Linked DNA regions of Homo sapiens: all the other regions are linked to region 4. A link is a loop called in an ENCODE intact Hi-C map of the cell type or tissue named here. Cell type or tissue: A673. All regions are shown on one strand. Links, peaks and the distances in the headings refer to the core of each region. The heading gives the core; the rest is flanking DNA.

What was found. Hi-C counts contacts between places; a loop is a spot of excess contacts. Peaks named below come from ENCODE experiments on the same cell type or tissue, not always from the same donor. Only the 100,000 strongest peaks of a DNase experiment are listed, where the experiment ranks them.
Region 1: a loop joins it to region 4, with 5 times the contacts of the local background. A loop is called at or near these places in 9 of 110 quality-filtered maps.
Region 2: a loop joins it to region 4, with 2.7 times the contacts of the local background. A loop is called at or near these places in 3 of 110 quality-filtered maps.
Region 3: a loop joins it to region 4, with 1.9 times the contacts of the local background. A loop is called at or near these places in 3 of 110 quality-filtered maps.

Annotation. Positions count from the first base shown.
Region 1 is chr16:49,919,112-49,924,899 of GRCh38, reverse strand. No RefSeq gene overlaps it. Among named protein-coding and RNA genes, the nearest start is that of ZNF423, 66 kb to the right of the region's middle. RefSeq lists silencers at 548-720, 1,703-1,886 and an enhancer at 2,563-3,294. In A673, for the core only: CTCF peaks have their summits at 2,655 and 2,858 (motif pointing right); DNase peaks (open chromatin) are centred at 649 and 2,879.
Region 2 is chr16:49,753,273-49,759,060 of GRCh38, reverse strand. All of the region lies in intron 2 of ZNF423 (zinc finger protein 423), which reads left to right. Among named protein-coding and RNA genes, the nearest start is that of ZNF423, 100 kb to the left of the region's middle. RefSeq lists enhancers at 3,792-4,450, 4,451-5,109. In A673, for the core only: CTCF peaks have their summits at 3,396 and 3,595; DNase peaks (open chromatin) are centred at 3,660 and 4,200; H3K4me3 peaks cover 1,032 bases; H3K27ac peaks cover 1,414 bases.
Region 3 is chr16:49,701,777-49,707,564 of GRCh38, reverse strand. All of the region lies in intron 3 of ZNF423 (zinc finger protein 423), which reads left to right. Among named protein-coding and RNA genes, the nearest start is that of ZNF423, 150 kb to the left of the region's middle. RefSeq lists enhancers at 2,065-2,745, 2,648-2,747, 5,474-5,788, 5,027-5,788. In A673, for the core only: a CTCF peak has its summit at 2,563 (motif pointing right); no DNase peak of the experiment used is centred there; H3K4me3 peaks cover 354 bases; H3K27ac peaks cover 1,700 bases.
Region 4 is chr16:49,553,353-49,559,140 of GRCh38, reverse strand. All of the region lies in intron 5 of ZNF423 (zinc finger protein 423), which reads left to right. Among named protein-coding and RNA genes, the nearest start is that of LINC02179, 90 kb to the right of the region's middle. RefSeq lists an enhancer at 738-1,625. In A673, for the core only: CTCF peaks have their summits at 2,255 and 2,459; DNase peaks (open chromatin) are centred at 1,860, 2,450 and 4,270; H3K4me3 peaks cover 639 bases; H3K27ac peaks cover 1,791 bases.

The DNA.
Region 1 (5,788 bases), core at 480-5,479, 370 kb before region 4:
AGCTGAGAGGAGAAAAAGAGCTATCCTGCTGTGAAAGGTGCTTAATAATTGTAAAACAGATACTAATTTAAGGAACTTTAAAATATCATGTGAGAAAATATGCATCATAGATCAGTCTTTTTCCTAGAAGCACAGCGCACCCTGAACTCCTTCTTAGAGTAGAAGATGCATCAGTGTTGGGGCTTCATGGGTCCAGGTTGCCAGGGGTGGGATGCCAGGAGCTAAGACCCAGGCTGTCCAGGGAGCTATGGGTGTCTGGGCAGCCCCAGATCTGCATGGGGCCAAAAGCCTGGTGTTCTGGGATTGGAGATTCAGTGGTGCAGCTCTTGTCCACCCTGGGGCCTTTTTCAAGCAGCCAGTGTCAGGGGTCTCAGTCCACAGGTTGCCAATTGGTGCTTGTACTTTTTTCTGTGTTTGAGCATAAAATATCAACTTCTAGGCATGAAAGAGCCAAACAAATGAACACACAACAACTCAAGGATAACAAAACACCACTTTTTGCAGTGGACATGTGTGGTTTCCTTCTGCAGGGATTTTCGGTTCACAGCCCTTTGGAACATCTCAACCCCAGGGACTGACTTCCCAAGCCCTGGCTACAGAGGCCGTCATGTGACTTGGGCCTGGCCAATCAGCATATTCCGTTGGCTTAGCCTTGGTGATTGGTTCAGGGATGGTCCCGTGATTCCAGCTAGTCCAATGAGAGCTCTCCTCAGGACTTCTGCCAGGACTTCCTGGGAACCCTGCAGATGTACCTTTTCTGGTGGGACTGCCAAACCCTTAGGACGTCATCCTCGAACTGGGATCGGGTAGGGAACAACCTAAGGGAGAGGATGGTGAACCTGCCTGAGAGTGAAGACACAGAGGACAGCGCAGGCAAGGAGCAGGTTCCTGATATGATTGTCTGAGGCCCTGGGTCCTGGTGCTGGAAGGCAGCCGCACCCTGGCATTTTCAGATACTAGAACCAGCGACCCCCTTTCATACTGAATCCTGTTTGACTGGGTGTTTATCACTTGACTGACATCCTCTAAGAATTGTGCAGTGGGCCGTGTGCAGCCAGCCACCTCCTTCCGGAAAGACAAACTCTCAACTCTGTCAGAAAATGGGCTGTGTCTGTGCCTCTCTCTCTTTCCTAGAACCTGAGGACCTCCCTCCTGACTCCCCACACCTGGGGCTGACCTGCACGCCCTCCGAGCCACATTACCTGCGCAGCCTTGCCTGGCGATCGTGCTGAGCAGCACCTACCTGGTACGCAGCTGCTTGAGCATCCGTCTGTCTTTCTGTCTTCTCTTCTGGAGAATATGAGTCCTGGGGAGCTGGAGCCCAATCGGTCCTCCCTCCCCTACAGGCCTGGGCACCCTACCTGGCACTTGCCCGGTGCTCTGTGAACTGAATGGGAAAAGGAAAGCAGACCAAGTCACCTGGAAAGCAGGCATGGGACGAGGAAAGATCAGTGGTCTTGGAATCCAAAAGTAAAGGGCGGCATCGTGGCACTGCAGCTCTCCGGCTATTTGCTTGGGCAAATCCTGGCTTTCATCTCCAGCTGCCTCGTCCATGGCAGAGAGATCGTGGGTCTAACCCTCGTTGTGTCACAGTGAAAGCATGCTCAGGGCCAGCATGTGGAGCTCTCACAGAGGTTGCTCCTATTCCCTGGGCTTTCGCCCAGAGCTGCGTGCTTTACACTTGCAATCCCCTCCAAACCTCCCTGCTACTGGATCCGGAAGGCTCCATTTTACAGATGAGCAAACTAGACGCAGTGAGGTTGAGTCAGTTGCTCAATGCCACACAGCTGGTCATCGAAGAAGGCTGCCCTTGAGCCCAGATCTGCTCACCCCAGAGCCCTGGGTCCTAGCTTTTAGGCTCTGGTCTCTCTGAGGCTGGAAGGGCTTCCCTGAGCAGTGGCCAAGCCAAGAGGTGGCTTAGGGGAACAGTTTTGTTGTGGTTGTAGAGTCAGGGTCTCCCTGTGTTACCCAGGCTGGTGTCAAGCTTCTGGGCAAGTGATCCTCCCACCTCGGCCTCTTAAAGTGCTGGGATTACAAGTGTGAGCCACCACACCTGGCTGGCCTAGGAAAACTTAAACCCATCTCACATCTCCCCCAGCCCCTCCAACCCCTGAGTGAAATTTATGGTTCAGGTAAAGACGGTGTGCCTGTTCTTCAGCTTCAAGACAAGCCCTCAGCCCCTGCTCCTAAGGCAGACTGCCAATCTCCTAGCCTGTCCAGCCTGCCCCTACTCAGTGAGCTGATGAGACAAGGAGTGGGGCTGGGATCCTCTGAGCCAGACCACACTTGAAGCTTCCGGAGAGCCAACACAGGGAGATTCTGTCCTGGGCTCCAGGCCTTTCTGAGACAAAGCCCCTCCATCTACATGTCTCAGTTGGTGCCTGGTCCTGGGCGGCATGCAAGGCCAGGCTGTTTCCAGTTTTGAGTGTTCCTATGTGGTAAAAATGAAGAAGCATCAACACAAATTTCCACCTTTGTAGTGTACTTACATAAATAGCTTTCACAGATTAATGCTTCTAACACACAAATGGTGTGATTTAACTATGCCAGGGTACTTAGCATATTATTTTTTAAATTGATTTATAGGTCACTGAAGGGAGGCTGGCCTGGCAATGGACCGCAAGATTCAAGGTGGAGAATGTCCCTCGTTTCCATCCTGTTTCTGTGACTTGTATATGACAGTATTTAGGGAAGGTGAAAGGCATACCTTTGTGGCTCCTGTCCTGATAAGGTGGGCAACCAATTGCCACAGTCAGGGTTGGGGAGGGGCACAGGGAGGTGGTGGAGCCCTGCACCTTCACCCCATTACCTGTGCTGGAGTTCCTGCCATCGGAGGCTTCCTGAGAATTTCCAGCCACCAGAAGGGGGCAGACGGTGACTTCTGAAGCTGGGACACAATGGGTCTGTGAGGAGGCAGGCAAGAGGGGGTGGAGGCGCCAGGCTGAAACCACCACCTCCACCACCTTGGGACAAGCTGGGCCCCCATCAGCTGGGCTTGGCTCTCCGGAAGCTTCAGGTGTGGGCTAGCTCAGAGGATCCCAGGCCCACTGCTTGTCTAGTCAGGTCACCAGATTGGGGAGGGCTTGACAGGCTAGGGGGCTGGCAGTCTGCCTTAGGAGCAGGGGCTGGGGCTGGTTTTGAAGCTGAAGAACAGGCACATTGTCTTTACCTGGACCATACATTTAACTAGGGGGTTGGAGGGGGCTGGTGGAGATTTGAGGTGGGTTTAAGTTTTCTGAAGCCAGCCAGGTGCAGTGGCTCACACCTGTAATCCCAGCACTTTGGGAGGCTGAGGTGGAAGGATCGCTTGAGCCCAGGAGTTTGAGACCAGCCTGGGCAACACAGGGAGACTCTGTCTCTACAACAACAAAAACGTTCCCCTAAGCCACCCCTTGGCTTGGCCACTGCTCAGGGAAGTCCTTCCAGCCTCAGAAACCCCCAGAGCTGCCGAATCGTCCCGCATGGAAGACAGACACAGATGCAAGTGTCTAAATGCCTTTGTGCATCCTGGTTCCAGGTGGGAGGCGCTGGGAGATGGGGGCCTCTCACTTAGAAACTGCCTCCCCTCCCAAACCTGGACACATGGCCCACTGCTACACACCACCACCACCAGTGTTGGCTGTCGCAGGACGCCGAGGGCCTGTGGTATGTCTGGAGCTTCCTCGTGGACAGGCCTTTCAGCAGTGTGCCATGATGGGCCCAGTCCCTGTTGAAATTGAGTCCTTTGTGGATTTCCTAAGCTACAAAGCAACCCCAGCCCTGGGATATCTCAAAGAGAATTTTTAAATGACATGAGCTGGACATGCAACCACAAGGTGTCTGCCCAGATTAAGGCGAACTCCAGCATGGGCCTTTGAAGGGCACTCGATTTCCCAGGGTGAAGATGGATTTCCACAACAGAATTCACAAAAGCCTCCCCAGCCCACACTCGTCCACTGGGACAGGGCTCACTGTCCCTGGGGGCTGCGGGGAAGGTTCCAGGATAGCAGGTATTTTTCACATCCCACCATACACTGCTGCCCAGGCAGTGGTACCAGCACCAGAGTCCCCGGACCTGTGTCTGCCCTAAGTGTCCTGCCTCCATGCTGTCCCTTCTCAGCACAAGACCCACTGTGTGTCTAGCCCCCCACCCCACTGGTTACATATCCATGGCTCCTGCAGCCTCAGAGCAAAATCCAGACGTTTATTGTGTTTCTGTGTGGCCTCCAGCCTCTCCACTTCCTCCCTCCACACACAACCAGCCACCTGGATGTCCAGTCTCTGGAGCCCTGGGCTTGCCCTGGGACCGTCCCACATTGCCATACTCTGTCTGGACTCTCTTGCCCCACTCTATGCAGCTAACTCCTCTTCATCCTTCGAGAGTCAGCTAAAATGTGGCCTATTGCAACAGGACTTCCCTGCCTACCAGGACCCTCGGTCCTGTCCTTCTGCTCAGTGCTGTCACAGATCTCATCATCACTTATTTATGTCACTACAGTCACAAGCCCAGCTCAGTGCCCAGCACATAGTAGGTGTTCAACAAACATGTGTTATGTGAACTCAGGAGCCCCTCATATGTGTCTGCTCCCTCCGGCAGAGGCCTACCTTGAGCGGGGCTTTGACCCTAAATCCAAGGGTATCCAAGAGGGACATCTGAGCCAACCTTGGGTCTCCATCTGCCCATGACTCCCCACCCCCCTTCCCTCCCCTGAAATGCACTTTCTTCATTCACTACAGATCTAGAACCTCCTGCAGGAACTGAGCTGAGCTGGCTAGCTGCAAGCTTCTAGGCAGGGAACAGGCATGGCCAGTCTGGAGGCTGCCTGAGAGACTGGGGCTTTGCTTCTCAGGCCTCACCTGCACCACCCTCCTTAGCTCACTCTCTGAAGCCCACCTTCCTGGAAAAGCAGGAGCCCCAGCCCCACCATTCCACTAAGCTCCCACCTCCAGCCTCTTGCTGGAAGTCTCTTGGCCAGAAGGAAAATGTCCCTTCACCTAGACAAGGCCCAGGTCCCTCTATGAGGGCTTTGGACTTGGCAGACAGCATTGGGTGCATCAGTCACCATTCAGACTGGCTTTCTGAGCCACACACAGTGCTCAGACCTGAGGGACACCATGAGGAATAAATATGGCCCCTGCTTCCCCAGCCCCAGGCCTATCCCAAGAGCTCTCATCCTTTCTGTTCAGGAAAGACTTTTGAACACATTTTAGTGGCTCATGAGAAGGGATTGAAGGACCCTAAGTCAGGAAGAATGACATATCACTGGCAGAAGAGGATGACAGAGCCTACTAGAAGCCCACTCTTATGCTCTCTGCTCTGCTTTGGAAGCAGGACAGAGGACAGGCACCCCAGGAGTGGTTGCCAGAGTTAAGGTGGAGTGGGGCACAGCAGGCAAGCAGCACCCTGGCAGATGGGAGATCCCATCCCAACTCCCACCAGCTCCTCTGTGTTCCTGGACAAACCGTTAAATCAAGGTGGCGAGTTATGTGGCCACAGGAGCCAGGTGTCAGCATAAATGAGTCTCACATATCCAGTAGAGAAAGCAAGACGCCACCTGAAGGGTTGGCTACTCCAGCCTCTGGTGCCTGGCAGGAATATGAGTTGCCAGATTTGATGATTGTTTAAAAAAAAAAAAACTTCCCACTTTATTATTTTGTTTAGAGGCAGAGTCTCATTCTGCCACATAGGCTGAAGTGCAGTGGTGCAATCATAGCTCACTGTGGCCTCGAACTTCCGGGCTCAAGGGATCTTCCCGCCTCAGCTTCCGGAGTAGCTGGGAACACAGGCATGAACTAGCATGCCTGGCTA
Region 2 (5,788 bases), core at 592-5,591, 200 kb before region 4:
GAAACACAGATCTAGAAACCCACAAAGTCAATGTAGAACTTAGTGAATTTTTATAAGGTGAACGCCATTGAAACCACTTCCCAGGTCTAGAAATAGAACTTTGCAAGCTACTTCGGAAGGCTTATCCTTGTTCCCCATCCCTGTTTCTCCTTCCAGAAAGAATCACTAGCTTGACTTTTATGGTGATCACACCCTTGCTTTGTTTTAAAGTTCTGTCACTCACGTGTGTACCCCTTGCCACTATAATTTAGACTTGGAGTGCCATTCTTTAAGGAACATGAGGGAGTAATTTTTTTTTGTAGTGATGATTATTTTACTTTTTTTGGAGACCACTCTGTCGCCCAGGCTGGGAGTGCAGTGGTGCCATCATAGCTCACTGCAGCTTCAAACTCCTAGACTCAAGCGATCCTCTCATCTCAGCCTCCCTAGTAGCTGGGACTGCAGGTGCATGCCACCATGCCTGGATATTTTTTAAAATTTTTGTAGAGATGGGGTCTTACTATGTGGTTCAGGTTGGTCTTGAAGTCCTGGCTTCAAGCGATTCTCCCTACTTAGCCCTCCAAGTAGCTGGAATTACAGGTGTGAGTCACCATGCCCAGCTGATTATTTTAAAAATTCTTTTGGTCAGGCGCAGTGGCTCACCCCTGTAATCCCAATACTTTGGGAGGCTGAGGGGGGTGGATCACTTGAGTCCAGGAGTTCCAGACCAGCCTGGCCAACATGACGAAACCCTGTCTCTATTAAAAATACAAAGATTAGCCAGGCATGGTGGCGGGTGCCTATAATCCCAGCTACTCGGGAGGCCGAGGCAGGAGAATCGCATGAACCCAGGAGGCGGAGGTTGTAGTGAGCTAAGATCATGCCACTGCACTCCAGCCTCGGTGACAGAGCGAGACCCTGTCTCAAAAAAACAAATTCCTTTCTAACAATTCCTGATCTGGAAGCTTCTGGTGATTAGGCTCCCGGGTAAACCATTTTCTACCTTTGGCAGGTGAAGGCGAGGCAGGAAGTGCCTACCATTTAGCAGGTGTTCACTCAGAGTTTGATGAGAGGCTGGAGATGCCAGGGATGTTTTACAGTCACCTGGGGAGGAGGTACCGCAGTCCTGAACCAGGGTGACCACAGGCAGGGGGACCAACAGTGTGGAGGGGAGGAGCCGAGGGCGGGTCAGGGGAGGATTAACATGAGGGGAAAGGAGATCCTGTGCGTCATTCTTTCTTTCCCTTTCTTTCCCCTTCAGTACACTGGGGGAAATTAATCTCCCACCTGCCACGGCAGGGAAACCTGAGTTTGCTGTTGGGGCTGTCCAGGGCACGTGGGGTGTTTGTCTTTGAGGCCTTTCTTCACCAGAATTGATGACAGGGGTGTATTTCCTGCTGAGCCGGGCTCCTCACCCCACCCAAGGGGGATTTGGAGGCAGGTGGTCACGTGTCTGGCTTGGTTTGGGTGTCCACAATAGCCTGAGGGATGTGTTGAATTTTAGAAGTTACTGACAGGTGAGTTCTATGGGAGAGGGCTATGGTGATTTTCAAATGCTGGGTCAACAGCATTCTGCAGTCCTCACCATGCAGGTGCTCCTCATGTCCTGGAAACTTAACTTCAAGCAGGTGGCTGATCAAGCCTTGCTGTTGGTAGGAGCAGGGGGCTGGCCTCCTTATTCACCTAATCTTCTCTACATGGGAACAGGATAGTGGTTTTATGACTCATTACTGAAGGCTCCCTTTGTTAGAAGTTCAGACTGTAGGAGATGTCGGTGTAGCCAGTTTTAAGCTGAGTCAGGAAGAGCATCACGAACCTATGGAATCTCCAATAGCACATGGAAACAGGAAAAAATGAGAATGGAAATTCTTGGCCTCATTTATAAATAAGCGTTGATTAAAAGTCTATTTTTTTGTCTTTGTTGTGGAGGACACAGGAGTGTTGGATTCAGTCCCAACATTGCACAGCGTAATGGAAAAGAAATAACTGTCATTGTGCATCGTGACAAGTAATTTATAAGAAAAACAAAAACACTTGCACAGGGCCAGTTGTCTATTGTGTGTTGGTGACACAAAATGGGACTTCTCACTATAGTTAGGTGGGGTTTCTGTCTTTTGGCAGGACTTTGGCTTTTAAAAGTGCCACACACTCTAGAAGAAAACAAGGAATTATGCAGCCATGTGGACATGGGTTCTGAGGCCTGTTCATGTCTGCCCCTCCCCGCGCATGCTGGCTTCCCCCCGCCATCTCGCAATGGACTTGTCCTCAGGGGTGCTCACAAGTGTCCGAACTCATCATGGGTGCTTCCCCCTGTTCTCAGCCCACCCATGACCCGTGCCTTTTTGCCCGTGTGCCCTGGGAGGTGGTGATGGTTGCCACCTCCTCCTTTCCATGCAGGTGAGAGCTGGGCTGGATGAGGTGGTCTCTTAGGTCCCTTCCAACTTGAAGCTTCCCTGGGTCCAAGCTTAAGGGATGGGCAGGGACCTTTCGAGACACGCATTTGGTGGGAAGATGCCCCTGAAAGGTGCCATGGAGTCATCTGTGGCAGTCCGGGTGCTCTTTGTCTAGGCCAGTGTTGGAACTCCGGGGAGGGGTCCAATTCCGTATCAGTGTGGCGGGGACTGGCCTTCCAAAAGGCTGTTTTCCAAGCGCTTGATGTTCATGCTGTTTTCATTCTAAGATGTGTATTTTGTCATTGCCTAACATTTCTGAAATTGGGAAGCATTTTAATGTCTGTATGTGTGTTTAATAAAATGACAGTCCCTCCAAAGAGAGAGCTGTCATTAAGATAGTGGTGGGCCACACACTTAGAGCCTCTTAGACCTCACAGGCTGTCGTAACTGGTGATAGGCGGCCTGGGCTGATGCAGGCTGCCCCCAGGATTCAAAACAGCAAGTCCGTTTTGAAAACCCTTGTCTCTGAAACCTTCCAGTCATCTCTGTGGGCTGTCATCTAATTTTGCTTAAACACTGCATTTGCCTCCCCTCCCTCACTCACAAACCTCCAGTGGCTCCCTATTTCTTCTACCTGAACCTTGGACTCAGCCTGGCTTTCAGTCTGGCCCCTGCATCATTCTTTCTGCCTCAATCAGCCACTCACCCAGTTCCTTTCCAGTAGGAAGATTTCATGATCTCCTCCGAGGCAGGGCCGTCTCTGACTCCACCGGGTCCCTAGCACAGGGTCTTCGGGTGGCAGGCATTCCGGCAACACTTGTTGGCTGATGCATTGATGTGGCTGCAGCTCAGACCTGAAGTCCTTTGGGCATTTTATTACCATCAGCATCTGGGCAGTGTAACTCGAGGATTAACAGAGTTATAGGAGAAAACTCCACTCTAAGAATGGCTAATTATTATTATTTTTTAACCAACTACAATTTACAGAGGGTTCGTAGAGGCACAAAAGAGCACACACCCTGTAAACGAGGGTTAATGAGAAAGCTTCCCGATAGCTTGTGCTTCATCAGCAACAGAACAGCGTGTAAATAAATCTAATTTCTCTCCAACTCAACTCGTCACAGGCTTAATTACCGCAGCCACAATGTGTGCATGTGTGTGTTTTTTTCATTAGCGAAAGAGGGTCATTATTAGCCATGTCTGGTAAGAATTATGATGAAGAGCCTGGCTTACCCTCGATAGGTGTCCTCAGAGAGCAGAAATGAACTTTCCTTGTGAACTAAAGAGTTCCCAATTAAGGTGGTTTGGAGGAAGCAGGAAGCGGCAAGCAGATTAGAAAAAGATTACAGAAACGGGAAAGCGGGCGAGGAGGCGGGAGGGTTCTGGTGGGCTCGGTTAATGACCGAGGGAGGAAGGTTTTCTTCTGGGGGCTGTGCCCTCTTTTCCCGCCTGCTTTGTTATTTGCTTGCCCAGAAATCCTGGGGGCTCCGAGACCCCTCCTGGGGTCCTGTCTTGCATTCTGGCTCCAGAGAGCTGAAAATGAGACTTGCACTTGTGGGGGGACAGGGCTTGACCGCTCCCAGCCACCTCTTTTCGATGGCTTTTCACACCTCCCTCCCCTCCTGCTGAGGAGGGAGGCAGGGGAGAGCGTGCCGCTGCCACCGCGGAAGATAGCCGCACCGGCGGACTGTTGCAGTGAGTGTATTGTTCTAGAAAGAAATAGCTGAAAACCCTGAGTCAGAAATTAGTTAACACAAAGGAAGTTGAACCCTACAGGCCAAGTTCCAATTGTCTGCAGGAAGTGCCCTGCCCAGGGGGCCCTTTGAGGGAGGATTTAAGTCCATTCTGCCTGGCACTCTGTACACAATGTTGGCAAAAAAAGTTTTTTCTTTCCTTCCGACCCCAGGCCCGCAAGCCCCCCATAATGATTGCTTTCCTCATTAAGCAGTGCAGGAGGCCGCACTTTGAGGTGCAAATACATCTCTAGTGATTGAGAAATGCAGGCGGCTTCTCCGGCTTGGTGCACATGTGTTACGGCTGCTGAGACGCTGTCTGTCCCTGAGGCAGCCCGAGCTGCCCCTCCATCCCTTGCACTGGGCATAGGGCAGACCTGACAGCTTTCATAGTGGAAGAGGACCTGGAAGCCTCTTCTGGGTCTGAGGGTCCCTAGCATGTCTTCTTCTAGGTCCTGCTTGGATGCCTCCAGGGATGGGAGTCTCATCTCATTCCAAAGCAGCTTGATCCCTATTGGCAGCCCTGATGATCACATTTACTGAGCACTTACTGAGTGCCTATAATTACTTAATTAAACAAACATTATTGAGAATCTCTTCTGGACCAGGCACTGTGCTAGGCATCGGGGATTAATCAATGACCCTGGATGGAGGTTTCCTGCCCTCTTGGAGCTTACGCCAGATTGAATGCAGGAGGGAACTGATAAATGCAATGATGAATGCTTTGAAAACTAAAAGTGTGTAGAGAGAGGGCAGGTTAGGTGGGGGCAATGCCACTGCCTTGCTCAACAAGGAGGAGTTACTAAAGCCAAACTTCTCCCCGTTTCTTTATGAAACCCCACCTGACCTGGCCTTGGGTTGGGGCCTTTGCATAAACAAACTATTCTTCCTCCACCTTTTAATGCCTGGCTTTTTTTTTTTTTTTTGACGGAGTCTTGCTCTTGTCGCCCAGGCTGGAGTGTAGTGGCGCAATCTCAGCTCTCTGCACCCTTCTCCTCCCGTGTTCAAGTGATTCTCCTGCCTCAGCCTCTGGAGTAGCTGGGATTACAGGCGCCCGCCACCATTCCCAGCTAATTTTTGTACTTTTAGTAGAGACGGGGTTTTGCCATGTTGGCCAGGCTGGTCTCGAACTCCTGACCTCAGGTGATCCGCCCGCCTTGGCCTCCCAAAGTGCTGGGATTACAGGCATGAACCACCATGCCCAGCCAAATGCCTGGCTTCCTCGTGCCATTCAAGTGTTTGCTCAAATGTCCTTTCTCCAGAGAGGCCTTTTTTGATAGCCAGAGCTGAAGCTGCCTCTTTGCTTTTCAACAGTTCCTGTCCTAACACCTTTTATTGTTTTTTTTTTTTTTTTAAATAGGGTCTTACTCTGTTGCCCAGGCTGGAGTGCAGTGGTGCAGTCACAGCTCGCTGCAGCCTCTAACTCCTGGGATCAAGTAGTCCTCCTGCTTTAGCCTTCCAAGTAGCTGGGACTACAGGTGCACATCACCACGCCTGGCTAATTTTTTTTTTTTTTTCTGTAGACAGGGTCTTGCTATGTTGCCCAGGCTGGTCTTAAACTCCTGGGCTCAAGCAATCCTCCCACCTCAGCTTCGCAAAGTGCTAGTATTATAGGTGTGAGCCACCGCGCCTAGCCTCCTATCACCTTTGTTTCAATACTTGCCTTGCATTTATCACCCCCTG
Region 3 (5,788 bases), core at 314-5,313, 150 kb before region 4:
GCTCACTACAACCTCCCCCTCCTGGGTTCAAATGATTCTCCTGCCTCAGCCTCCCGAGTAGCTGGGATTACAAGCGCCTGCCACCATACCTGGCTATTTTTTTTAACATTTTTATTAGAGACGGGGTTTCAAGATGTTGACCAAGCTGGTCTTTAACTTCTGACCTCAGGTGATCCACCCGCCTTGGCCTCCCAAAGTGCTAGGATTACAGGCGTGAGCCACCATGCCTGACAAATGCTCTTTTCTGTATATAGGTTCTCCCCACATCTTGACCCTGGGTCTGAGAGGAGCAAGAGGTAAGTGGGTGGAGCCTAGTGGGGAGAGTACTGCAGACAGTGGGGAGAGCATGTGCAAAGGCCCTGGGGAAGCAGAGGTGACACAGGGCGTCGGGGTACCGGCAGGGACCCCGGGGGTAGGTACCCAGGGAGCGGTGAGGTGAGGGCATGGCATGGGGCTGGGGCCAGATCACATAGTGCCTCGCAGGCCATGGAAAGGGGTGGGGATTTTATTCCAAGCCTAGTGGGAAGCCATTGGAAGAGGTCAGCAGAAGGGTGACAGGATCCGGTGTGTGTGTTTAACAGATCCCTCTGGCTGCTGTGGATAGCATGGGCAGGTGTGTGGGTTGTCCTGGGGGTTTGTTTATAGGTTTCTCCTTCCTGGCTGGCAGTCATGGGTCCTGGGACCACCTGCCATGTGAGGCCGAAGGTGCCCTTGTGTTGTTGGTGCCCGGAGCCATTACCTCACTTTGTCTGGGTTCTGGACTTTCTCTTCTGTTTCTGGGTCAATCAGACCTGGCCTTTTGAAGCCAGATGGAGGCAGAAGACCTTCGGGTGATGTTTAGATCTCTAAGTTGCTGTAAATCTCACTGAAGTGACCTATTTTTCTTCCATGTTGCTCTTGTATTTTTTATGAATGGATGATAAAAAATGTGGCAGGGTCATTTGTTTTAATTTCCTTCTGACACCTGGATTCTGTGTTTGGTGGCAGCCATCCCACCAGTGGCTGGAAGTCTGCCTCCAGGCGGTGGAGTGGCCCTGGGCCCAGTTCACACCTGGCTCTGTTGTGAATGGTGGGGCAGCATGCCCTGGTCCCCACAAGGCAGTGAGCCCCCTTTAGAGCACAGGACTGGAGGGTCAATGCTGGTACCCAGGGATGGGATTCTTCCAGCGTGTCTGTCTGATTGGCCAGGCAGCTGTGGCCATGGCTGGCCTGGAGGTGAGAACTTGAAGGCTCTATCCTTTTGGGACTACAGTCCTGCCCATCTTACGGAGGGTCCAATTGTTAAATGGAAACTAGTTCTTCAAGGCAAACTGGCTTCACCTTTGATGGGGAGTGGTGAGGGGTCAGTTCTGAGGACTGACAGCCTCCAGTGCCCATGAGACCAAAATTCATTTTTTTTCCTAGGGTGGCCATTTGTGGTCATGTCTGGCCCTATTTTCCAGGCTATCTTACCACTCCCCACCTCACCCTTGCCTTTGAAGTGTGTGGTGCCCTTGCCCACGCTGTTCTCTCTGCGTTAAACACCACCCCGCAGTGTGCCTCCCTGTAAAGCCATCCCATCCTTCCAGTCTTCCTGGAAGCCTTTCCTGACCTCTACACAGATGGTCGTCCACGTGCCTTCTCTGGGGTTCCCAGAAGCAATGGAGCACTTGGACACTCCCTTGTTTCTCAAAATACATTTTTCTTGTTTTATGCTTGCTATATAAACTTACTGTGGGGCCGGGCGCAGTGGCTCATGCCTGTAATCCCAGCACTTTGGGAGGCCAAGGTGGGTGGGTCACCTGAGGTCAGGAGTTCAAGACCAGCCCAGCCAACATGGCGAAACCCCATCTCTACTAAAAAGACAAAGATTAGCCTGGCGTGGTGGTGGGCACCTGTAATCCCAGCTACTTGGGAGGCTGAGGCAGGAGAATCGCTTGAACCAGGGAGGTAGAGGTTGCAGTGAGCCTAGATCGCACCACTGCACTCTAGCCTGGGCAACAAGAGTGAAACTCTGTCTCAAAATCACGCACAAAAAATAAAATAAACTCACTGTGGAAGGTCTATTAAGTACAGAGAAGTGAAAAGAAGAAAATCCAGTTATAACCTAGAGATCCAGAGAGTCATTTTGGCATTCATCCATCCACATTCTTGTTCTGCAATCTGCTTTGTTTTTGTTTACCCATAGGTTGTAAACAGCTTATCATATTAATATTGTCCAAAAGCCTCCTTTTAATCGGCTTTATACTGTTCCATTGTGAGGTTGTGCTCAGGTGTGTATTACAGTGCCCTATAGCTAGACAGAGGGCACTCCCCATCCCAGTGATCCACCTGCCATGCTGTGACCATGGCAGGCTTTGTGAAGGGCTGGGGCCTTGACTCTGTTGAATGAATGAATTCTCCTGCATTCACATCTGTCTCCTGATGTACCAGATAAGCCTGTATTTAAGGCCTTCTTATTCTCCCATCCCAAGTGCCCTCCCACCTTTTTCCCAGAAAGAAGACAGGACAGCCCACCGTGCTGTCATTTAACCTTTAAAAGTGCAGGCCAATAGCTCGGGCAACAAAGAGGCTGGAAGGGCTAGGCAGGAGTGGGTGCAAAGGGTGGCCTCCTGGAGGTGGCAGTGTTGGCACAGGTTTGTAAGTGGCTTCCAGGCCAGGAGGGAGCCCAGGGAGTTCTAGGTGGCCTGGGGCTGCTGATGAGCAGGAGAGACTCCAGTTGGAAGTGGAGGTCCCTTGGAGCTGGGAAGTTTTCATGCCTGGTTCCAAGCTCTGGCAGCCATATTTGAAGGCCCACAGTGCAGCTGAGGTGGCACTGTGGTGTTTGGGAGTCTGGTGTGTGTGTGTGCTCTGCATAGCAGTTACATGGGAGTGGAATTCTGTCCTCTGTGTGTGATGAGACACAAACCTTCATACTCCCTCCAGATCTACTGGAGCCTGGGAACAAAGCCTTCATTTATTCAAGCATGCATGCATGGAGTAAGCAAATGTTCACTGCATCTTCCTCTCTATCAGGCTCTATGCTGGTTCCTGCTCTCACAGAGCTCACAGTCTTGGGGGTGAGGGTACAGCTATCCCAGTTTGCTCATGACTGACTGACTAATGGGCTTCCTGGTATGTATGTAGCATTTTCAGTTCTAAAATTGGGGAAGTCCTAGACAAATTGGGACAAGTTGGTCACTGGGTTACTGTCATCCAAGGAGAAAGGTGTCAGAGCCCTGTGGGTAGGACTGAGGGACCCAGAGGAGGGAGGTCACCTCTGGATTTCCTGTTATAGGTGTGGCATGCTTAGTGGGAGTTTTCGTGGAGTGTCATGGAGTGGAGTTGAGATGCCCTAGAAGGGGGTTCTAGCGAAGATTCTTCCCTTCTCCTTTTCAGTTCTTTATGCCCCTGCTCCTGTGTTCCCCCTCTGGCTATGGCACAGCCAGGGTGTTCCAGAGGGGCTAAGACTGCCCTCTGGAAAGTGGATCCCTGAGACCCGGGCTCAGTCATCCCTTTCTGCCTCCAGGCCCTCTTTGAAGAACAGGGTTCTCTGAAGTCCACTCTGAAGGGGAAACCTGCCCTTCCTCCCTTGCACTGAATGGAGTCTACTGGGGTAGACTTAAATGGCTTTTATTTATGGCCTGGGCGCATCACTCATCAGTTGCTTCACTCACCTCTTCACTCACCACAGGGCTCCTGTTCATCTCTTATGTGCCGGGCACTGGGCTGGGCACAAGCTGGTGATGCATTGAACCCAGGGTGGGGCATAGAGGAGCTGGGAGATAAACAACCCCTGCCAGCCCAGCGAGTTAGGGCGACCTAGGAGCCAGCCAGCTCCAGAAGCCTTAGCAGCTTCTCACCCAGGACAGCTGGTGGGAAGGAATCCATTAAGTCAGCAGAGCCGGATCCACCCTTGCTGGGCCTCCCTGGGCTGACCCCATGGGGCTCCCCTGCTAGGTGCCTCTCTGGAGCCTTTGTCCCTAGAAGTCTGTGAGGGGCCTTGGGAGAGTGGAATCTTGCACCCTTCTCTAGGAAGAGCCATTTGTCCATTGAAATGTAATTTTCTCCTGAAAGGAGGAAAAAGACAGGAAGGGCCACCAGGTTGAGGATAGGATTCTGGTCCCAGATCCAGAGTAAATTTCCAGCCTGCAGGTAAAGTCCCTGAAAAATGTAGGGCTGGGTGGATGGGCACCCTGCCCTGGGAAACCCCCACCCCATCCCTGACTCTAAATGCCGTTGTGCCTAAAAATTAAATTGAAGTCAGAAATGATTTTTACTCCTTCACATGCTTTAAAAAAAATTCAATGAAGGAAAACCCCAAGCTGACGTAATGGATAGAGTACAGTTCAAAAAGAATAAATGTTTTCAAGAAAGAAATTTCTAAAGGAGATTTCTTTGTGTGTTCCAGCGGCCATGACACGGTTAAGCAGGTCGCCTCTCTGGTCCTGGTGCACCTGTGGGGAGGTTCTAGCGGTAACCGCAGAGCCCAGGAGGGAGGAGGGCCCAGCATTGGAATGCGGGCGTGTGCATGCCTGCGCGCCTGTGTTGGTGCATGTGTTCGTATCAACACATGTACACATTTATCAAATTACATCTGCTTTTACCTTTAAAATTTTATGAACATGAGCATATGGTGCTTTATCCTGCCATGGAGTGTGTGTGTGTGTGTGTGTGTGTGTGTGTGTGTGTGTGTGCGTGTGCACACAGGCAGGTTGGCTTGGCACTCGCTCCTCCAGCACACATGGGTCTGTGGCCGAGAAACTCCTTTGGAGATGAGAGCTTGGAAGCGTGTGGGGCTGTGGGTGAGCCAGCCTCCCCAGGGCCCCAGCCTGGCCCTTGGCCCACCAGGCCATGAATACATTTCCATCCATCTCTGGCCCCCATCACCTAGGCAGCTAATTCCTCGGAGCCTCTCAGCCTTATTAAAGTCACAGATCACTTTCTTGAGCTTAATGCTGTCAAGACCAAGCGTGCCCCTTGTTCTGACCCCCTCCCGCCATCCAGCCTCTCCTTGAGGGCTGGGGGTGGAGGTGAGGGGCCCGCCAGCCCCCCGCCTCCACCCTGCCCCCTCCTCAATTTGATCGGCATGACGCCTTGCAGTGATCAGTGAGGTCGCCTCAAGATTCCTTCAGTAAAGCCCTCGGCAGGGATACAAGGGCCGTCACAGCTGTGCTGCACAAACCAGCTTCCAAAGGCGAGGATGGGGCTGGCCCACTCGAAGTGGCTCCTCGGCAGAGGGGTGCGAGGCTCGCTGCTGATTTGGAGAACACTTCTCCCGTCCCTGGCTGCCTTGGCCTCCCCTGTTATGAAATATGGATGGTACCGGTTCCAGCGTTCAGAGACTCGCTGGCAGTGTGAGCGTCTCCAAAGGCCCGCCTTGTGCATGCACCTAAACACTTCACTGAGCAATCTGTCAACATGTCAGCAACACATGTTTTGTAAAAAGCTTCCAGTGGGAGTAATGACTCCCACCAGGACTTCCAAAATGCTTTGAATTCAGCAGATTTCTATTGCGGGCATCCCCTGGGGTGCCTTTTACAATGCCTACATTTCAGAAATTTGAGCCACAGACCCCTGGGGGTTTCCTTTCATAATGCCTCAAAATGTAGGGTTATATTGTTGGAAGTCCCCATGGGGTCTTTATTAATACCTGAATTCTGAGGAACTGGAAATTACACAGGGCACTGCAGGGGCCCAGATCCACACCAGGAAGAAGAGAAAAACTCTGTGGGGAGATTTTTTTTCTTCATGCAAGAGTGAAAGAGAAGAATTTGCTAAAGGACAAAATTGAGTGTGTTTGAGCTTCCTTCATTTAATCTGCCTTCTA
Region 4 (5,788 bases), core at 276-5,275:
CCAGACATACAACTGCCTTTCAGAGTGGTGTTTAGGAGTCCAGGGGATGGTGAGAAGGTGGAAGGGGCAGCTGACTCAGGCCATGCCTGGGGCAAGCCTGGGCCAGGGATGTCCAAGGTTGAGGGAAGCCCCTGTGGCCCCTAAGGAGCTCAGGACTTGCCCCCACCTCGGACATCCCTGCCTCTGAGACCCCCTTACTGAGTGGTTCTGATGTCATTGCTGGGCCCCTCCAGGTGGGACCCCCCCAAAACCCCGCTCGCTTCCAGGTACACCTTGGTGCTTCCCAATGCCAAGACTATTCAGGAAAGGGCAGAAACCTAGTAATTTCTCAGCTGGAGAGTGTTGTAAAAATAAATGTCTTCTGGAGGTTGAAAGGTTGTCAAATACACACTGAGCTTAATTGGGTCCTCAAAATGTGCAATTCCTGCTGATTTCATGGAAGATGTGGACGTGGGATGTGTGTGCATGTACAAGTGTGTGCGTGTGTGTGGGTGTGTGTGGATCCCTTAGCAGAATTGGGCTGATGCTAGCTTTTGAGCTGTGTGGATTTGCATATCTGTGCAGGTACCTGGGCCTCTTGATGGGTCCATTACTTAGCAAAGGACATGATTTCTCCTGCACACTGGGGAGGGCCCCTACAGCCACTTCTGGGCCTACTCCTCTTATCCTGCATCACTTTCAAGTTGGGAAGTGACCCAGGGCTGGGGCCAGGATCTTTGCCAGGGCAACTCACCTTTTTCATGCCATGGAACTTTCTCTCCTTGCCCCCAACAAGTAAACATCTTAATACTAGCTAATGCTCCTGGGGTGCTTGTGTGCCAAGCAGAGTTTAAGTGCTGTGCATCCTTTATTTAACTCATTTAAGTCACTCCTTAGCCCTGTGCAGAGATTGTGACAATCAAATGCAGTGCACCTGTGAAATCTGCCCACCATTGCTGGGGTCTGGGGCCCCACAAGCTCCATCCACAGGTCCAAGTTATGAACGCCTGCCCTGGAGAGTTAACCACCAGGTTCAGAATTGATCTCAAAAACAGTCCTTGCCTCTGTTTTTCTGCAAGCAAAACTGGCTTCAGAAACCTCCAGCACTGCAGGATGACACTGTGTAGCTCCAGTCCGGCTGTCTGTTGGCTCTCTCTGTGGTGGGACCCTCGTCTTTTCCCCTCTGTGGGCTGTTTCCCTGTTTGAGGCTCAGCCCCTCTGGAGCCAGCCCTCTCTGGCTTTGGGGGCCCCAGGTGCCCAGGCCCAGACTCCTTCTCTAGATCTGGCTGCCAGAATTGAATTGATCACTTCCTTGCAGGGCTGGAACCAAGGGGGCTCAGGATGGAGGCTCTTCCTCCTGGCCTTTCCTGGGCCTCCTGCGTGCTCATCCTGTGGGTGGGAGGAGGCCTTCTACCATCCTTGAGGCCTTCATGGGAGATGAGTTTCTGCATCTTTGTGAACTCAGTGCTGTGCCTTCAGAAGGACAGATTCCCACCCAAACCGCCCCATCACCTGGCAGCTCCTCCAGCCCCAGCCCAGAGGCTGCTTCTGCTGCCATTTCATTCTCTCACCTGGGCCAATATCAGGGGCCTGCAGCCATGCCATCGTTTTCCACCCAAGCACCCGTGTCCCCACCACCACCCCCTGGGGTCAGAGGGTCAGAACACTGCCCCAGGGCCACCTGCTCCTAGGATCCCCTCATGTAATTCCCCTAGCCCTGGTGGCCCCGGGAGTTCCTCCTTCTCATTCCACCCAGGCTGCAGCCCTCTCCACTGTCGCTGGCTTGTTTGTTCAGCCAAGACAGCCAACCCGGGGAGGAGGAGCGGGCAGGGGCTGCGGCGTCTGCCCCCCTCCCTCCTCCTGCCAGGCGCTCATTTGTATGCAGAAGGGATTAGGCAGAATTTACCGTGGCCTCACCCTGGGGAGCTGCTCGCGCCCTAGGAATACTCTCCGATGGCGGCGTGCAGTTGGTAAGATTAGAACAGCCCCTCTGCCGCCCTGCACGCCCTGGTCACTCTCTAGGCCGCCAACATCGAAATCATTTTCATTTATAACCTTTTTGATCATCCAGCCTCAAAGAGGGCCCGCCTTGTGTGACAGCGGGCACCAAAATGGCCCAATTATTTGGAAGAGGAGGGAGCAGCTGAAAACAGTCAGATATGAGAGACAGGGCACTTGATCTGGGCTCATAGTTTTTTTCCTGCCTTCTCCCACCAATATTTTTACAGCTGTTGACATATATTGAGTTACATGTGCCTGGGCTAGATCCCCGTGGTACTGTTTCAAAGATCTGTTCACCGTAAAGTGTGCTGTTCTCAAGTAAATGACTGACTTCAAGAAAGCACAGTAGTTTAAATGTTACTATAAATACAGGAGCTAAGACATTTTAATTATAATTTTTGAGTTATACAGTGTTCTATAAGTACACGAGGCATTTACAAAAGAATTTGTGCTGAGCTTCAAGACACTGTGCTCTCTTGTGGATAAAGAAGTAACTGCAGGTGGCTAAATTCCGCAGCCCAGTGGCTGAACTCTTGTTTACTTGTGGCCAAGAGGGGTAGGGGGAGGCTGCAGAGTCTGTGGAGGTCTCAGTTTGGGATGTTGGAATCAATTCCACACATATTTATTGAGTTCCTCTCTGTGCAAAGTACTGAACTGGGGGCTGTGGGGGCCTCCGAGTTGATAGGGCAGAAATCTCCGCTCTCACGTGAATAGTCCCATGGGAGAGGACAGCTAGCAAATCAATGTGAGAGACGCTGGGATAGAAAAATCTGTATGGGAGCTCTGAGAAGGGGCATCTGATTCTGCCTAGGGTGAGAGGGAGGGCTTTGGAGAAGAGGGGGCACTTCTGCTCTGACTTGAAGAGTGATGAGAGCCACAGGGAATGTTTGGAAGTGAACAAAACCAAAGTCAGTCTTCAGCATGAGAGCAGGTATTTTGGGCAAGCTGCATGGACTGCCTCTTTCTGTATGTGGCTTGCCTTTACCTGATGCCCTTTAAATTCTCTACTGTCCACAGTTGGAAAGCTCCGAAGGTCGGAAGAGACCAGTGATCTTGTGGGCTTGAAAACTCAGCCCTTTGATGGGTTGAGTGGAAATAATTCCTAGGTACAATGGGAGGGAAGCAGGTCTGTGGTTCTCATGTTATTGTAGTTTTGATGGGAGCAGCCTTGTGGATCATCTTCTTGTGTGTGCTCCAGTGCTGAGGCATTGGGTTAAGGAAAGGAGGCAGATCTGGACTGACACATGACTATTATCCACCTGACATCCACCCATCCATCTATCCATCCTTTCAACCTCCTCATCCCATCAATCCATCCATCCACACATCCATCTCTCCATCTCACCAACCTCTTCATTTCATCTGTCCATCCATCCATGCACCATCCCTCCATCCATTTATTTATTCACCCATACACTTATCCTTCCATCCGCCCACTCATTCATTCTTCCATCTACCATCTACCATCCACCTGTCCATGGTTACATTCACCTGCCAGATGTCCATCTACCCATCCACCATCTATCCATCTATCTGTTCATAATCCATGAGACATTATAGTGTATGGATCAAAAGCAAGGATTCTGCAGTCAGATTTCTTGAATTAATGTCCTACCTTCAACACTTACTAGCATTATGTCCTAGGAAAGCTACTTAACCCGTGTGTTAACCCTTTCGTCTACAAAATGGGAAAAAATAGCAGAGGACAACAGAAGCTCATTGTCAAAATTAAATAAGATACTACACACAAAGTGCTTAGCACAGTGCCTGGCATGGTAAGGGCTCAGTAAATGTTGCCTCTGTTTATTGAGTGATGCCTGTAGGCTGGATGCCACCCTGCACAGCCTGAACTGAATTACTGGTGCTCCAGGTATAGACTGGAGAGGTTCCTTCCCAGCTTCTTCCTTGTGGCAAGGGCTAGGATTTTGGAGTGGGAGGGACCTACTGACATAGGCATTAAGGATCATTAAGGAATGACCAGTGTATTTTGTTTTTATTTTTGTTTTAGGGGGAAAAATCCTAGTTTTTGATGTAGGTGTGTTTAATATGTGTCCATGAGGTCTCTTAATTTTTTTTTAACATTTAATTATGAAATGAACCCATGAAATACAGAAGAAAATGATACTCCTTGGTGAGTTGTCTACATCCCAGTTTCCATCTTGACCAAGCTCTTAATTTTAAAGTGCTGTTTTAAAGCACTTTACATCCAAATTCACTCATTCTTTGATTGTTCTTACAGATTTCTTCAAGCTACATGTGTCGAGCACCAGCTGTGTACCAGGCACTGTGCCAGGTGCTTTTGTCCTGAAGGTCTCGTGTAAGATTTATATCTTCAGAGGGAAACAGACCAAAATCTTGACAGTGGGTTTCTAACAGGGGTAGAATTAAGGGCGATCTTTATCTGTTTTTGTATTTTGCAAATTTCCTACAATAATCATATAATGATTCCATATCAGAAAAGCCAACTGAAAATAATTCAGGGAGATCAGAGAGCTCACAGTCAAGCAGAAGAACCACCATTTATAATAGCCAAAGTGATACCATAGGGGCCTATTAATGTAATGAGTCCCTGAAAACAAATGGAGAACATTGAGTTGGCATTTTCAGAACAACTGGTCCTGGAGACACCCTGGGTGCTCACCACCCACTGCCCAGTCGATTCTTGGCATTTAGAGCACCCTGTTGAAATGGTTTAGACTGGACAAAGTAGGGAGAGGATGTTCGGCCAGATTGTTTAGGAGGTAGTTGGGATTTGGGGGCCTGGGTCAAGGTGTGGTCACCAAGGTGGGCTGTGAAGGTGGTGTGGGTCTTGCCTCCGAGCTATGGCAAATGGGTAGAGGTAGAATGCTCATTCTTAGTGCACTTGCTCCCTGGGCTGCTATGCCCGGCGTTACTACCTGAGGATCTAGGATTGGGGAAGGGAGGAAGTCCTTAGGCATGCTTCAAACTCCTGGTTTGAATGTGGAGTTGGAGCTGTGGCCTCAGGTGTGGGGTCTGTAAAGTTGGGAGCTGGATAAGCTTGACTCTGGGGCTCTCCAGCATGGATGCATCCTGTTCTAAGTCTGCCCAGTGCCAGTGTCAGGAGAGAAAAGATATCATTGTTGTGGGGGGACCATGAAGCCCAGCAAAGGAATGGGCACTGGAGGGGCAGTTGGGAGTCCCCTCTGCCTCCAAGGCGGGACTGTGTTGGGCTGGAGGCATTGCTCTTCCTGTTGCTAACTTGGCAAATTTGTTTGGTTCAGTCATATCACTTTTGGGGGGCTTCAGTTCCCCATCTAATGGAGAATCTTTCACTTCATCTTCTGAGCAACCCTAATGAAAATGTTATGAGAGAATCTTATAAACAGGGGAGCCCTATGCCAGGGAAAGACGTTATTTCATAAAAAGACTTAAAATTATCATCTAATCTACTAAGAGTGGTTGTTATTAAGAAATACATATAAAATTGATCATGCCACTGCACTCCAGCCTGGGCAACAGAGTGAGACCCCATATCTAAAAAAAAATAAAAATAGGCCAGGCTCGGCGACACATGCCTGTAATCCCAGCACTTAGAGAGGCTAAGGTAAGAGGATTGCTTGAGCCTAGGCATTTGAGACCAGCCTGGGCAACCTAGCAAGACCTCACCTTTACAAAAAAGTAAAAAAATAGCCCGTGGGGGTGGTGCATGCCTGTAGTCCCAGTTACTTGGGAGGCTGAGGCAGGAAGAGCTCTTGAACCCAGGATTTCAAAGCTTCGGTGAGCTATGATTGCATTATTGCACTCCAGCCTATGTGGCAGAGCAAGACCAAGAGCCTGTCTCAAAAAA